Linked DNA regions of Homo sapiens: region 2 is linked to region 1. Evidence: read pairs that join two places in POLR2A ChIA-PET (ENCODE). Cell type or tissue: PC-9. All regions are shown on one strand. Each heading gives the region's core, and the rest is flanking DNA. Links, peaks and the distances in the headings are about the cores only. Region 1 has its middle 18 kb from the start of MIR3144. Region 2 has its middle 200 kb from the start of MIR3144.

Region 1 (5,395 bases), core at 224-5,223:
TGGGAAGAAATGATAGGGAAATAAGCCAAGTTAGTATTCAGTATTTGATGCCAGTGAATTAATGTATATGAAGTTTCACAGATAATCCCCTAAATCCTATACCGTAAGATAGCAATAATATGAATGATTAAGTACTATTGTATCATTCTGCAGCTACAAAAAATATATAAATCTTGCGATTATGGAAAAATTATAATAAGAAAATGGCTTACTTTAAATTTCTTTGACTAAAATAAACTTATGAATTCCATGCATGAGAATATCCCATGCTCTCTGATTTGCAGCAGCAGTTGAGCGAAAAGGGCTATTTATATGTGTATATAAACTTCAATTGCAAATATTTAAACCACAGATCTAAATAGTGCATAAGTATTTGCTATATTAATTGGATAATCAAGTAATTAATTAAATTACAATTATCTACCCGAGCTCTTCCTAAGTGTCCAGGACTCAAAAAAAAAAAAAAAAAAAAAAAAAAAAGGTATGGTCCTTCCCTTAAATCATAGGAAAATGTAACTCAGTGCTGTGGAAGAAGCCTGCTATTACCTCCCACAGAAGATCCATTTAAAGTAGTTGGGGAATTTATTAATATAATGCTAAAAGCAGAGTATTAAAAGATAAGTGAGAGTTAACCATATGAAAAGGGTAATTCAGACACAGGAAATATAATATGCAAAGTGTGAAGAGCCGGAGAAAGCACAGGAGCCCTGAGAAACTGCAAGAGATTTGATAGGGTCACCATCAAGAAGGGTTTTAACACGGTAAGTTTATCTCGAAACTACTGTTGAAGTCAATTGTGCTATAAGGATCAAAGTCATGGAGAGAAAAGTTAAAATTCAGATTAACTTTGACTTCATAGAAACTCTCTTTAGGATGATGTTGCATACTTCAAATAGATTAGGAGAAAGGAAATACATGTGTTCAAGCCACGTATGTTCTACATACACTCACAAATACAATCCACCAGATAAACACGTTTAAGTTTACTTGTTAAAAAAAAAAGAAGGAAAACTTTCTTAGTCACTAATGCACCCAATATGTTTGATATATTTATATTACATATAATAATATTTATATTTCAAGGTGAGGTGAAAACATTCATTCGAGATTGGAAAATGATGACCACATTGGTGGCTAAGTAATAAAAACAGTTTTGAGTTGACATTAACTGTGCAGATACTGGAGCTGGGATTTAATTGGGAAGTCATGATAACAGGAATAAATTTACCCTCTATACATGTGTTTTCTTCCATGTTTAGAGAAATAAGGTTCCTAGCTTATTAGCATGGACTCAATTGTTTCAAGGCCCCAGTCACTGGCAAAATAAATGATTGCCCCCTTTGTCATTATTAGTAAAGGGCACTAGAAAAGGTACAGGAATCATTTAATGAGCTTGGACTAAAATTTTGAAATTGTTTAATGTTTCTAAAGTTTAGTTTACCTGACTGCAATTGGTAATTCTTCTTAAACTTTATAATATAAATCTATCCATATGGAGCAATCTAGCTTATACAAATTCCTAACATATCTGAAAATTTATTCTTAATATTGACCATATTTTCATCAAAAACTATCTGGTAGAATCCATCTGCCCAGCCAGGAGTCCTACATCATCTGAAATCATTTTTAATATCTTCTTTTAGTGGAACATCTTTTTTTTAAAAAAGTAGCAATTTTTGTAATTCCCTTAAAGAGTATACTATATAATATGTAAAATGTTTCATTAGGCCTCTGAAAAGTGATATAAATACAGAGTATTTTGCAAAGCTGTGATTTTTTTCTCTTTAATGTTTTGGAAGTCCCAATGAGACTGTTTCCTACTTGCGTAACATGCCACATATGTAATATTTCTTACTTTGACTCTATTAACTTTTACTTAAAAACATGCCACAATATAGTTTCTTCTATTGTTGTTTGTTTTACACAGGTTTTTCTAAGTCATAAGTAATAGCTAATCATCAAATTAGAGCTTGAAAGAGAAACAAATCAACACGTTTCCTATTAATATGTCAACACTGAGGCTACAAGTTTACCGAAAGACATCGAATTGAAGTCAGAATATGCACATTACCAATGCCTTGTATCTTATTTACAAAATGACCTTATAACCACCTTGCAATTACTCTTCAATTCAGAAAAGCAGGCCATAACCATATAGGTTGAGTGGCATAACATGGAAGGAGTGAAAATCATACAATTCATACAATGTGTTTTTTCATGTAAATTACCTTACGCCAAATGCTGGTTATTAATATTGCGGAAATTCAAGAAGACAGCTGGAATAGCACAGGGAGAAACTCACAACAGCACAGTGCAATCTATCTAAGATAGGCTATATTTGCAATAGATAAACTAAATATAATCTGCTATAAAATAACATCTATTGTAGATAGGAGCATTATCAGAAAAGCTGTTGCATTCATATTATTCTAGAAAGATTCACAAAAACTAAAGGGATGTCAAATGCCTATAATTCTGCCCAAACCAGATTATCATACATTATAACTTTTAGGTACATAAATGAACATTTCCTTTAAAGTCAGGGAAATTCTTTAGTAACAGTAACTAATTTAGAATTGTCTAAATTTTTTGAATAAGAGTTCTAAAGATTACGAAAAACAAAAAGAGTGAAAAGTGGGAAGAATAAGGAGGATATCTCTATAACTTCTATGTTTTAACAAACTATTCCATCTACAAAACACATGACAATATGCCCAAGTAACTGATTAAAGAATAGTATCATGCCTACTTGACTTTTGTACCAGTAAAAAAAAAAGACAACATCATCTTTGGACGGTTCTCTGTAATAAATCAGTCTCTTCTCTCTTATTTATTCTGATTCACCAAGATAAACATATGAAGAAAACAGTATGAATAAAATGAATAAATGCATGAATAAAATGTTTTATTTAATTGGCCCCTTCAGTAGAGAATTTATAACATATTCAGATATGTTTCTATTCTGCTGAGACACACTAGTACTGTCTATAAGTTTTAAAGATTGTTATATTTTTATTGTGAAATTCAGTAGTTAAGATTTAAAAAAAATAGCAATCAACTAATTATAAGGAAAATAAAAGGCAAGGATTAAGCATACTTTTTTAAACACTCATTTCAAAACAATGATTGTAAACTATTTAAAAATATATTTAAAGTCCCTGTTCATATAACATTAGGAAAGCACATTTTATAACTTGAGTATAATTAAATTATTTCACTAAAAATTATTTTGAATATATGCTATTTCATATTAAAGGCTAGAAAAGGCAGCCAAAATGACAAATCCCTTATTATGGTCTACTTGTTAGCATAAACACATAAATGAAAACCATGTACAGATATCAAAGATTTGCTTTAACATTAGAGTGAGTAGTTTTCATAGCATTCAAAAAAAAAAAAAAAGAATGTGTTGTGAGTTACAAGTTCAGGCAAGGTGAAATGCAATAAAGTTATTTTCAAGATCCAAGGAAATCTGTAACACTTAAAGATTACTTTTTCACAAGGTGAGTAATTTCTGTTTGGTTTTTATAATTTCTCTAACACTTCAGAAGATGTGTAGGTCCATATTCCCTCATGGCCATTCTGATTTAGACACCTTGCAATTTTGAGCTCTCTCGTAGAAACACATATGCAAAGGACATACCTTAAAGCCTTGTTAGAATAAACTCATCTTATTTCAATCTGTAATGTCATCGAAAGGTTAATTTGAAAAGTGACTTCATTTTAATTGCTATAGCTATTAAGTCCAACTAAATGTTTAGGAGAGTTTGTCCTAGAACACCTAATTTATGAAAAATCTAAAATCTCAATTTAAAAATCAAACACAAGTAAAACTCAAACATATCTCTTGTTTTTCTCCACTCCACTTGTCATATTTAAAATTATTACAATTCCATTAACATCAAACAATCTCAGAGTGTATGAGGTAAAGTTTAAATGTCAGCTTCACTATTCCTCAATACATTCTTTTCTGTTCATCAGATAAAATATTTGAATAACCATCCAGGCCTTTTCTCTATGCAGTTTAGTAAATATTCTATACACATCATCATATGGATTTTTTAAACAAAAAAATCATACTATAAATATCTTTTGCAAATTAAAATCTGTATATATATTCCTTCATGGAACAAAAATTCATGAATATACTGCCACATTATCACAAATCTACTTCATTTTTTGTAAAGGGCACAGGATATTCCCTAAAGCAGATGTACCATGGTTCAATCAAACATTCTTCTACGGATGAACATGTTCATGGCTTTTAAAAATTTCTCTTGCCCAGGTGCAGTGGCTCACATCTCTAATCCCAGCATTTGGGAGGCAGAGGCGGGAGGATCACTTGAGATCAGGAGCTGGAGACCAGCCTGGCCAACTTGGTGAAACCCCGTCTCTATTAAAAATACAGAAATTAGCCAGGCGTGGTGACAGGCACCTGTAATCCCAACTACTCAGGAGGCTGAGGCAGGAGTTTCACTTGAAACCAGGAGGCAGAGGTTGCAGTGAGCTGAGATTGTGCCATTGCACTCCAGCCTGGGTGACAATAGTGAGACACTGTCTTTATTGAAAAAAAAAAAATTTCTTAAAATGTGTTACCCTGATACTCTTTTACAGATCATAGTTGGGCACATGTACAAACTTTTCTTTTGTTTGAATACTTTGAAAGGAATTTCTAATAAAAGGTTATGTCTATTTAAAATTTAGTTATGCATAAGTAGACCTCAAAAAATGATTTATTTTCCTGTCTTAATTTCCATTCATGTTCAATACTAAATATCATCCATCCTTTAATTTTTCCAATATAATATGTAACAAATAGTATTGATTGATGTAAAACAATTCCTTTTTCACTCATTTTCAATGAGTCTGAGCATTTTTCAGGTACTTATTGGCCATTTGTGTGGCCTACCATAAATTTTTCATTAAGATGCTCTGCATGCTTTGCTCTTACATTGTTTGGGGATTTTGTATAGAAAGGAATTCATATATAATGGATGATAATTTATTTATTTAATAAATATTCTACAGATATTTATTCCAAATCTGCATCTTATATTCCATCTTTTATATTTTACTATACTGATTTAAAATTTTATATTGCCAAATCCAAAGTTTACAGTTCTAAAAATTAAGTAATAAGCCTATATGTCTATCATTATAAAACTATTTTCTCATATTCCAATCAAGCACTGTCATATCTTTTCTATATTTAAGACACTTGAGCATCTTCAATTTTTGGTATAGGGTTAAGTTGGGGTTTAACATTATTTTTGATACAAATCAATAACTAACTTTTCAAAAAGCACTTATTTAATAGCTTGTATTTTCTCATCTTAGCCACTTTAAAATCTCAATTTTCTTTAGCGTGATTCGACCCCATCTTTATAATGTATTT
Region 2 (5,395 bases), core at 1-5,000, 210 kb before region 1:
GCAAATGACAGAGAAAGCAAGTCTGTCTGATGAAAAGATATTTCAGGGAATGTGTTACTGTAATGCAAATGCTACATTTTCCTGATGTTTTTGTTAAAAGGAGAAAATGCTTTATTGCTGTTGTCAATGTAAGGCAAATGTTTTTGGTGTGCTGGACATTTTGAGCTCCCAAGTTCATTTCCACTTTGAAGCAGACTCCTCCAGGGAAAGGGTAATAAATCTGCCACTCCACCTGGATCCCTGAAGAAGACAGTGCTTCAGCTTGTGAGCAGTGCATGTCAGTCCAGGCATATCTGTGAGAAGATGATGACCTTACAGCTACCAATGTCCTTCAAGTAACAGACAGATGGCAAAAACAAGCCTGACAAAATCAAGATGAAGAATTTAAAAAATAAAGGGTAAACAAAATAGATCAGTCTGGTTCATAGTGAGATGTACTTTGTCATTGAGCATTGGTGTCAAAGAACTTTAAATGAGATAAAGTTGGCAAGATAATTTATGTTACATCTAACACACTCAATGGCATATTGAAAATTTAATATGCTGTTCATATTAAGAACTTCTGACATTATCACTAGCAGCCATAAGAAGCTTGACAATGATTCCATCATCTTTATTTGCCCCTTTCCAAAGATGGAACAAGCTCTCTTTACATCAAAGTTGATTTGCCTGTTCCCTCAAAAGACTTGGTAAATAGTTATTGACCAAGAAAGTAGAGAAATTTTTCTTTCTTGAAGAAAGTTTAATCAGTGAAGTGGCCTGAGATCAGAAGAATAAATAGAGAAATGCTGCAGCCTCACCACACCAGTCCTAAAATGGGTGAGATGTTTGTCCTATAATTTTCAGAATATTTTTCTGAAATATATTGAGACTCATTTATAATTTGGATAATTATTCCCCTAGAAGTAAAACTATCTCATTATTATTTTCTGACACATTTATATTCTATATTCCTCTGTACCTTTTGGAAACTCAGTCTATTTTCTAAGAAATGTTTTTCATTTTCCATGTGATTTTTGAAAAAATGAACCATTCACATTGTGATTTTTAGAAAGTGAGATGTTTCCTAGATATTGTGTGTTCTTCCTCACTTTACCCCTTTGGTTTTCTTCAACTAGAAGAGAGAATGATTTTCAGAGGTCTAAACTATCTTTCTCACTGGCAGAGCTCATTTTACATAATTTGATATTGAAGCTCCAGAAAATGCCTCACTCAGGAAGCTCAACATTTTGCTCAGATTTCCTCATAAACTCCATTTCACAGTTATCCTAAAGTACTTGTATTGAATGTATCTATGATTTCTTAACCATATAGTTGCTTTATCCTCTCAATTATGTGGTTTAGAAAAAATTTTCATACCTTCTTTGTGTCAGCCATGGTGATAAACCCTTTGGAGGAAAAACAAATAAAATACAGTAACCTTCTTGAGGATCCCAGTGTGGAAGAAACTAACCTTTCTTCCCCATTCCGTAGGCAGACTGGCCTGGCTTACAAAAGTCAGCACCTACATTTACTTTTCTGAGAGTTTTCTCTAGTAGCAATCTCATTCTCTACTTTGTCCACAGCAGGCCAGAAACGCCAGAGAATACAAACATTCTAAGGTCATCATCACTTAACCAGTGACTGGTGGGTGTCAGTATATCAGTATAGAGGCTCCCTTTTCTTTTGTGTAGAATAATTCTGAGGCTCCTATTCCCCATTGTCTCCCATAATTCCCTAGTGGCAACTTGCTTTATATTGGTAACTTGCTTTACAGCATTCCTTTGAATGACAGTTTTCTCTTTACTTTCTCTCTTCCTGTCTTATTTTATGACCCTCCAGAAGCAGAGGCATAGTATTTGGGAGATGCAGGAACTTGCTTATACTGGTAACTTGCTTTACAGCTTTCCTTTGAATGACAGTTTTCTCTTTACTTTCCCTCTTCCTGTCTTATTTTATGACCCTCCAGAAGCAGAGGCATAGTATTTGGGAGATGCAGGAAACATTAGAAGGGAAATGGGTAGGTGCTACAGAGAAGAAACCAAGCTCGAAGTGTGCGTTACTAATCTAGAAACCACAGGATTGCTTCACTCTAGGGGAAAGGGCAAAGGGCAAAAGCATGCCTCAGAGTTGTGTCAACCAAGAGAAGAGATAATCTGAGATTATATACCAACAACCATAAATTATTAATTGAGGGCTTTTGGGGTGGTACATTTAATTCCCTGGTACTTCTAGCCTGCCAACTGCACAGAGTGGGCTACATATTGGGGAAAATCCTTATGCATGGAGATGCAGATACTGCTCTCTGTAAATCGAACACACAAATTGAAATGAGAAGATTTGAGGATGCTTAGTAGGATACAGATAGTGTCTGCTATCCTTCACCATTTGCCTACCAGATTTATCTGGAATCTTTCCTAACAACTTATTTGCACTAGAACTTTTGTCTCAAAAGTTGCTCTTGGAGGATCCTAAACTATGATAACCATGTTTGATTGTGAAGATACTTAAGGTGTCACAACCTGAAAAATACTAAATTAAATGTATAAGAACATGCTACAATGCCATAGAAGGAAGAAAGGGAGGAGAATCAGGAAATATGGAGAAGAGAAAGATAAAAAAGTTTTAGGACCAGTAGGAGTTAGGTAGATTAAAACAGAAAGAAAGAGGGCAGGTGCTTGGAACAGTTCATCAAGTGGCCCTGGAGCATCAAGGGCTGGGCAGTCGGAGTTGGCTGGCAGGAGCAGGCAATAAGGTGATGCATTTCTTCATAGATAATTAAAAATAATAATAATACTCAAAATTAGTCCTTTTTATTATCACAATATAATTTTTATCACTGATATAAAAATATATTAGTGTTCTAAACTATTATCTATGTTCTAAACTACCTAAACAATAGATATGTTGTTCTAAATCAAACTATCTAAACAACAGTTTTAAACATATACATATTATCTATCTATATGAACATATCTATCTATAATGTTTATGTTCTAAACTATTGTTGCAGTTGCACAATACATGTTATGCTACATAATGCAATTTTTGTTAGATATTTTTAAAATAAATATTATACTTCACACAGAAGTTAATTTAAAGAACCCCTAGTTATTTAGTGCTCAGGTACATATGTTGGTTTCAAGAATTTGTAGTAGTATGGAGCTTTGTTCTGGTGACATTTTTGTCTTCCACCTAGGCAGTGCTTTATATTTCTGCATTTAAACAGTAGGTTTGAAATAAGCAACAATAGCACAGTGAATGTAAGATGAAGCAACAGAAACTCAATTACTTCTATCCTGTCATTTTCAAATGCCAGGACAAATGACAAAAGACACTGCTTTTACATTATCAGCACAAATTAAATTGTCAATGTTTGAATGACTTGGTTTTTTTATCATGGGTTTTCTTTTCTTTCTTTTCTTTTTTTTTTTTTTTTTTTGAGATAGAGTCTCGTTGTTGTTGCCCAGGCTGGAGTGCAATGGCACGATCTCGGCTCACTGCAACCTCCACCTCCCGGGTTCAAGCAATTCTCCTGTCTCAGCCTCCCGAGTAGCTGGAATTACAGGCGTGTGCCACCATGCCCAGCTAATTTTTGTATTTTTTGTGAAAACAGGGCTTCGCCATGTTGGTCAGGCTGGTCTCAAATTCCTGACCTTAGGGGATCCGCCTGCCTTGGCCTCCCAAAGTGCTGGAATTACAGGCATAAGCCACCATGCCCGGCCTTATCATAAGTTTGCTATAGAAAATTACATCCATGTTCGGCATCTTTCAGCCTTTTTTGTTTGTTTTAATGTAAACAAATCTTTAGGAATTTTAATAAATATATTAGCAATTTTGGAAATTTTTGACACTTTCATGTGAAGGAATTTTTTATATTAAAATATATAAAAATATAGTTCAATCAATCAAGTAGAAAAAGTTGATGATAATGTGGCTATACTGCCTGTGGAAGTTAAACATATTAAAAAGTCTACATATTTGTATTAAATATAAATTATATAGACATTTGGGTGTATAGTCTTGATTTTTTCCTTTTCAACTTTTATTTTAGGTTCAGGAGGTACATGTGCAGGTTTGTTACGTGTTTAAATTGTGTGTCACTGGGGTTTGGTGTACAAACCATTTCATCACCCAGGTAGCGAGCATAGTACCGATTGGTGGTTTTTCAATCATCACTTTCCAGCCTGTAGTAGGCTCCAGTGTCTATTTGTCTCTTCTTTATGTCTGCATTTACAGTGTTTAACTCCCCCTTACAAGTGAAAACATGCAATATTTGGTTTTCTGTTCCTGCATTGATTCACTTAGAATCATGGCCATCAGCTATATCTACATTACTGCAAAGGACACGATTTTATTTCTTTTTATGGCTGCATAGTATTCCATGGTGCATATGTACCATATTTTCTTTATCCAGTCCACTGTTGATGGTCATCTAGGTTGATTCCGTGTCTTTGCTAATGCGAATAATGTTGTGTTGAACATACAAGTGCACGTGCATTTGTATTCCTTTGGATGTATACCCAGGGAGTATTGCTGGGCTGAATGGTAGCTGTGTTTTAAGTTCTTTGAGAAATCTTCAGACTGCTTTCCACAAGTGGCTGGAATAACTTCCATTCCCCCAAGCAGTGTACAGGTGTTTTGTTTCGTTTTTTCCACAACCTCACCAACATGTTATTTTTTGACTTTTTAATAATAGCCATTCTGATTGTGTGAGATGGTAAGTCAATGTGGTTTTGATTTGCATTTCTCTAATGACTAGTGCTGTTGAGCATTTTTCCATATGCTTATTAGCCATGGGTATGTCTTCTTTTGAGAGGTATTTGTTCATGTCCTTTGTCTAATTTGTAATGTGATATTTTGCTGTTTCATTGTTGGTGTTTAAGTTCCTTGTAGATTCTGGATATTAGACCTTTGTTGGAGCATAGTTTGTGAATATTTTGTCTCATTCTGTAGGTTGTCTGTTTACTCTGTTGATGGTTTCTTCTGCTGTGCAGAAGATCTTTAGTTGAATTAAGCCCCACTTCTCCATTTTTTTGTTGCAATTGCTTTTGAATACTTTGCCATAAAATCTTTGCCAAGGTCTATGTCTGGAATATTTCTAGAAATGAAATTTCCTGAAAACCCTAGATTTTCTTCTAGGGTTTTTTAGTTCTAGGTCTTACATTTAAGTCATTAATCTGTCTTGAGTTAATTTTTGCATATACTGAAAGAAGGGGTTTCAATCTTCTGCATATGGCTAAACACTTATTCCAACACCATTTTTTAAACAGAAAGTCCTTTCCCCATTGCTTCTTATTGTCAACTTTGTCAAAGAACAGATGGTTGTAGGTGTGCAACTTTATTTCTCATTTCTCTAGCCTATTCCATAGGCCTATGTGTCTGTTTTTCTACCAGTACTATGCTGTTTTTATTA

What was found. ChIA-PET counts read pairs that join two places held together with the same protein. Peaks named below come from ENCODE experiments on the same cell type or tissue, not always from the same donor. Only the 100,000 strongest peaks of a DNase experiment are listed, where the experiment ranks them.
Region 2: POLR2A ChIA-PET joins it to region 1 with 5 read pairs; 2 of 35 experiments call an interaction of 5 or more read pairs at or near these places.

The regions. Positions count from the first base shown.
Region 1 is chr6:119,994,566-119,999,960 of GRCh38, reverse strand. No RefSeq gene overlaps it. Among named protein-coding and RNA genes, the nearest start is that of MIR3144, 18 kb to the left of the region's middle. In PC-9, for the core only: no CTCF peak of the experiment used is centred there; no DNase peak of the experiment used is centred there.
Region 2 is chr6:120,208,804-120,214,198 of GRCh38, reverse strand. No RefSeq gene overlaps it. Among named protein-coding and RNA genes, the nearest start is that of MIR3144, 200 kb to the right of the region's middle. In PC-9, for the core only: no CTCF peak of the experiment used is centred there; DNase peaks (open chromatin) are centred at 1,768 and 2,058; H3K4me3 peaks cover 1,005 bases; H3K27ac peaks cover 527 bases.